Regions from separate parts of the Homo sapiens genome. Here region 1 is linked to region 2. The links are chromatin contacts, found by Hi-C or POLR2A ChIA-PET in ENCODE. All regions are on one chromosome and are shown on one strand. The core of a region is the stretch at or near the end of the contact, and the rest is flanking DNA. Distances in the headings are between cores, read along the strand shown. Region 1 holds the start of LINC01480 (long intergenic non-protein coding RNA 1480). Region 2 holds the start of SERTAD1 (SERTA domain containing 1).

Region 1 (2,876 bases), core at 272-2,771, 1.1 Mb before region 2:
GGTGGCTTTGTGGTAACCAGCTCAATTAGACCCATTCCTTAACCCAAAGACAGAGGGCTTTCTGTATCCCGCGGTTGTTACCTAGGTGTACCAGAAAAATCAAATCACACGTGGTCTTGGAGAATGAGTGCAAGGTTTTATTGAGTGGAAGTAGCTCTCAGCAGATGGGGGAGCCAAAAGGGAGAATAGTTTTCCCCTGAAGTCGGGTTATTCAGCGGCCCAGGCTCTCCTCTGGCTGCCCCAGCCAAACTCTATGTCAATCCATTGGTCGGTGGCCTGCCAGAGTGCTGGTGCCTGTTGGTGGATTCCTCTCAGCGTCGAGAGTTTTTCCCTCTCAGGAAAGGGAGAGAAGTGGCAGCCACCCATGTGTTCTTGCACTGATGTGCTCCTCTCGACGTCCAACCTCCTGTGTGTCTGCCTGCTAGGGTCCCAGGGTTTTTTTAGGCACAGGATAGGGCATGGTGGGCCAGGGTGATCTTGGGAAATGCAACATTTGGTCAGGAAAACAAAAATGCCTGTCCTCATCTAGGTCCAGGGGCACAAGCCCAGGTTTGGAGCCCTAGCCAGGGACCCCGGCCTCCTCTACCCATCACTTTCCTTCACCTTTTCTGTATCATTCAAAGGGACCATGCCCTTCCCTTCCCAGCACTTCTCTTCTGTATCAATAGGTGATGTTTTTAAAATTTCCCAACTCTAGTGCAGGCATGGTACTAGACATATACATAGAAATAAAACCACACTTATTCTTCTGGCTGGCAAGACATAGTATTTTTGCCAAATTATGTGTTGTTTTGAAGCATTTTATGTACCCCTGGTCATATAAAAATAAAGCTATTTTGTTCAGTACAAACAGCAGCATTTTCTGGATTAGAAAGTTAATCATCTTAAAAGATCATCACGGATTTTTCCATTGCACTCATCACTAATTGCTTTGGCAAAAAATTTCTTATCTCACGCATGACAAAATCAGCCGCAGTATCTCCTAGTAATTTAATGGTGATGATCTTTATAAAGGAAATAAGCACATCAAGGGAAAACATAATTTTTTTAAAAAAAAGAGTAATAAAACTTTTTAAAAGTCTTTTTTAAAAGACTGCTTTTCTAAAATAGTAAAATAAAACTCCACCAATAAAACCACCAACAAAACAGAAAAGAAAAAATAATGATATGATCGGAGCTATTTGATGAAAGATGGTAAATTAAATTTAAAATGATTAGAAGAGAAAAAGCAATACCTGTCTCCCGTAGGTCTCAGTCCAGGTTCTGCTATGCCTTTCTCCTGGTGAGCCACCTATTTAAGAGTCGCTTAAAGCATATGTTAATCCAACAACAGCAGATTAAAAACCAATGCAATCTGAACTATTTGATCTAAAAACATAAATAAAATTTAAAACAAATAAAAGAGAAAAAGCAGTACCTGTGTCCTGTAGGTCTCAGTCCAAGATCTGCTCTGACTCCCTTGTGGTGAGTTAGCCCTTTAGAAGTCACTTGGGGTGGGGCATATGTTAATTCCACTAACATTGGTTCTGGCCAATGAGTCAGGAAGGTGGTAAATGGCACCTTTTCTTCTTGCTGATTTCTTTCAGTTCCTTTGGAGTCTGGACATTAGTCCTTTGTCAGATGCCTAGTTTGTGACTACTGTTTCCTATACTGTGGGTTGTGTGTTTACCCTGCTGATATTTCTTCTGCCTTGCAGAAGATTTTCGGTTTCATTAGGTCCTATTGATCTTATTCTATTTTTATATTTTTGCGTTTGCTTTTGGGGCATTAGTCATGACTACTTGGCCTAAGCCAATGTCTAGAAAAGCTTTTTGGATGCTATCTTGTAGCATTTTTAGACTTTCAGGTCTTAGATGGAAGTTTTTATATGCTTTGTTAAAGATCAGGTGACTGAAAGTACCGGGCTTTGTTTCTCGGTTCTCTATTCTGTTCCATTGCTCTATGTGCCTATTTTTATACTTCCTGCACCATTTATTGAATAAAGTGTCCTTTCCCCAATTAGTGTTTTTGCATACTTTGTTGAAGATTAGTTGTCTGTAAGCATTTGGCTTTATTTCTGGGTTCTCTATTCTGTTCCATTGCTCTATGTGCCTATTTTTATACTTCCTGCACCATTTATTGAATAAAGTATCCTTTCCCCAATTAATGTTTTTGTGTACTTTGTTGAAGATTAGTTGTCTGTAAGCATTTGGCTTTATTTCTGGGTTCTCTATTCTGTTCTATTGCTCTATGTGCATATTTTATACCAGTATCATGCTATTTTGGTGATTGTAGCCTTGTAGTATAATTTAAAGCCTGCCTTCAGATTTGTTCTTTTTGCAAAGTATTGCTTTGGATATGCGGTCACGTTTTTGGTTTTGTATAAATTTTAGGATTCTTTTTTCTAGTTCTGGGAAGGAGAATGATGATATTTTGATGAGAATTCTACTGCTCTGTAGATGGCTTTGGAGAGTATGGTCACTTTCACAATATTGATTCTACCTATTCATAAGCTTATAATGTGTTCCCATTTGTTTGTGTCAACTGTGATTTCTTTCAGCACTATTTTGTAGTTTTCCTTGTAGGAAACTTACATTAACCTACTTGGTTAAGTATATTTCTAAGTATTTTACTTATTAAAAATTCTCAGGGAAATGCAAAGTAAAACTGAGGTGGGAAATTAAAGAAAAATAAAATTAAAAAGAAAGGGAAATAAGCTTTCTTGTATTAAGCTAACTTGTCCCAGAGGCAGCAACAGGCACAGCCCAGACCCAGGAAAAGTCTTGATAATATTATTTATTGTATTCTGGAGACTCTTCCAGCACTCCTTCAATGTAGGGAGAAGAAAAACAAATTTTCCTTTGTTTTATGGTATGAGTTTATAGATTCTTGTTCTC
Region 2 (3,238 bases), core at 356-2,855:
AGGCGTGAGCCACCACGCCCGGCCCACGCCTGGCTAATTCTTAAATTTTTTTGTAGTGATGAGATCTCACTGTGTTGCCCAGGCTGGACTCAAGTGAACTCCTGGACTCAAGTGACCCTCCTGCCTTGGCCTCCCAAAGTACTGGATTACAGTTGTTGCCTAGCTAACAACTATCAATTAAATCTAGGTGAGAGAGTATTCAGGCGTGAGCCACTGCATCCGGCCATGGGAGGAGTATTATACCCTGTCTACCTCTAGCCCCATCCTGCATGTCTATCCACCTTGAACTAAGAGCTTGTCTTATTACAACAGCTATTACTACTAACAAAGAAACAACGTTGCTAACCAGGCATGGTGGTGTGCGCCTGTAGTCCCAGCTGCTTGGGGGTCTGAGGCAGGAGGATGGCTTGAACCTGGGAGGCTGCAGTGAGCCGAGATGGCACCCCTGCACTTCAGCCTGGGTGACAGAGCGAGACCCTGTCTCAAAAGCAAAATAAAATAAAATAAAAAGTAAAGAAAAAAATAATAAGCAGCTGGGCGCGGTAGCTCACGCCTGTAATCCCAACACTCAGGGGCCGAGGAGGGCGGATCACCTGAGGTGAGGAGTTTGAGACCTGCCTGGCTAACATGGTGAAACCCCATCTCTACTAAAAATACAAAAATTAACCGGGCGTGGTGGCGCACGCCTGTAGTCCCAGCTACTCGGGAGGCTGAGGCAGGATAATTGCTTGAACCTGGGAGGCGGAGGTTACAGTGAACCGAGATCGTGCCCCTGCACTCCAGCCTGGGCGACGGAGTGAGAATCTGTCTCAAATAAATAAATAAATAAATAAATAAAATGAAAAAAAAAAAAAAAACACAAAACATGTTGCACCCCACTCTGAAGATTTTTCATGAATTAATTTAATCCTTAAAAACAATCCTGTAAACTAGGCGCTATTTTCTCTCATTTTAAAGGAGAAACAGACCAGAAGGGATTAAAACACTTGCCGCAGGTCACACAGCTGCTTAGGGAATGGAGCCCGGGATGTGATTCCGTTGGTATCGCACTCCCACCTCACTCCCGCCTTTAACCACAATTAAGTCCAACTGTCCAGCATTGCTTGAGTGTGGTATTGTGTTCTTATAGATACGATCCTACTTAAAGTATCCTGTCAAGAGGTAGGCAAGACGATCCCCATTTAACTTTGTGTAGCTTGAAGAGGTTGATCATTTTTCCAAGGTCACGCATCCAGTGAGTGGGGAATCCGGAGTCGGAATTTGAACCCGGGCATTATCTGTAGTGTAGACCCCTGTCGGGGCTGGATGTGTAAGAAGCTTAATTGCCGGGTTTGGCAGGTGCATGGGTAGTTGTGAGGGGCTCGTATTTTGAGAGGCAAAAGCCCCCACTCGCCACCGTTCCCCGGAGTAAAAAGCCACCTCTTTCCACCCCTCACTCGCGCAGCTGCCCGGGCATGCGCCCTGAAGCCCCTCCTTCAGAATCCGCCCCCTACAAGCTCCGCCCATCACCATGCAGGGCCAATCCCTGGGGCGGAGGGCGGGGCAGCCACGAGAGTGGGCGGTCGCTAAGGGTAGTTAGGAGTCTGGAGTCGTGAGCCGGAGTCAGAACTGCGTCTCGCGACCCAGGCGCGGGTTTCCGGAGGACAGCCAACAAGCGATGCTGCCGCCGCCGTTTCCTGATTGGTTGTGGGTGGCTACCTCTTCGTTCTGATTGGCCGCTAGTGAGCAAGGTATGTAAATGAAGGGGCCTGGGAACAGAAGGGCTACCAGCGGCCGGGTCCTTCACAGAGTTCGATCCCTGGGTCCGACAGGTGCCCGCCGGGGCTGCCCGGGATCGAGACGCACGGACCTCTACGTGCTGTCTGCCCCGGCCGGGCCGGGTGAATCACGCCGCAGTCCGAGAAGGGGGCGGAGGCGCCGGCTTCTTGGCTCCGGCTGCGTGACTCACCCGCCCCCGCCGCCGCCGCTTCGGGAGGAGCCGCCTCCACTGCCGGAAGCGAGCGGAGGCCGGGCGCAGAGAACAGCCCGCCAGGGGTCCCGGCTCGCACGGCGCCGGGAGGCCGGCAGGAATCACAGCCGGGAATCGGGGCAGTAGAAGGGGTCCTGGGGTCAGAGGGGCCAGAATCCCCGGGGGAAAGCCGGCCTGGGCACCGCTAGGGGGCGCCGGGACCCGGGGGCGGAGTCGGGGGTGGGGGCGGAATTCCTGCGGTTCCGGACTCCCCGGACTGCGGGGAAGGGGACGAAGACCCTGTTTTGAGTAGTGTGGTGGGCCATTCTTAAAATCTTGCTAGGCAGGGTTCCGAAACTGGACTCTACAGTCTTCCTGGCCCAAAAAAGTAGGTAGCGCCAGGAGTCCAAAACTCCAGCCCTACCCCCGCCACTCCAAGAACAGTGGACCCTCAAACTTATCTCAGTGACTGAACCCGGTGCCGATCACGATTTCCCGACAAGCCCTGTCTATTCTGCCTCCCAAATAAGTCCTGACTCGACCGACTTCCTTCCATGCCACTACCAGCTCCTACTCCAGGCCATCACCATCGTCCGTCCCAAACGAGTACAGCCTACCAGTGGGTCTCAGATCCCCCCTCTTTTTGCCCCCCACAGTCTTCCTCGAAGCAGCCATGGGGGGGATCTTCCGGAAACCTAATCAGCTCACAGCACCATTCCCTCCCTGCTCAAATTCCTTTAATGACTGCCCACCACACTCAGGATAAAATCCAAACTCCCTACTTCTGCATATGTGGCTTTCTGTGACCTGGCTTGTGCCCGTTCCCCTAGCTGCTCCCCAATCTGGTCTCCTACCATGTCACTCTCTGTGTGCCACCCATGCTGGTCTCTTTCCAGTTCAAGCCCATCCAGCCTCTGGGCTTTTCTCTGCCTTTTTTTGTTGTTCCCTCCTCCCGGAATGCTTTTCCCAGGGTCTCCCATGGCTGACTTCTCTGGCCTGAGGGCTCCATTCAAATGTCACCTCCTTACAGGAGCCTTCTCTGATGATCTAAAAGGTCTCTAGGAACTTTTAGTGTCTTCCTGTAATTCTCTGTACATTTCCTGTGTTTCCTTATTTATTTACTGTTTGAAACATAGTCATAGTAGACAATAAATATTAAACTACGTGAAACTAGTTTAGTATTTATAATATTATAACTTATTTAGATATAATTATGTTATTATAATAAAATATGTGAAACAGCTGCTTTTGTAGGGGAAAAAGTTGAATATTGGCCATTCCACATGGTTC

What was found. A loop is a pair of places that touch in the nucleus more often than their neighbours do. ChIA-PET counts read pairs that join two places held with the same protein, here RNA polymerase II (POLR2A). Pooled maps may share reads with other maps.
Region 1: a pooled map shows a loop between it and region 2 (4-fold over the local background). The contact joins the promoter of LINC01480 here to the promoter of SERTAD1 in region 2. A Hi-C loop is called at or near these places in 1 of 37 single-sample maps with no recorded cell type and 5 of 50 pooled maps. POLR2A ChIA-PET finds 5 or more read pairs at or near these places in 3 of 52 experiments (WTC11, activated B cell and activated naive CD4-positive, alpha-beta T cell).

The regions. Positions count from the first base shown.
Region 1 is chr19:41,534,143-41,537,018 of GRCh38, reverse strand. It overlaps LINC01480 (long intergenic non-protein coding RNA 1480), which reads right to left and starts at 1,521. Exons shown (of 3, transcript NR_110724.1): 1 at 1,418-1,521; 2 at 1,236-1,305; 3 at 115-418.
Region 2 is chr19:40,424,359-40,427,596 of GRCh38, reverse strand. SERTAD1 (SERTA domain containing 1) reads left to right here and starts at 1,605. Exons shown (of 2, transcript NM_013376.4): 1 at 1,605-1,730. RefSeq lists a silencer at 2,148-2,237 and an enhancer at 2,280-3,082.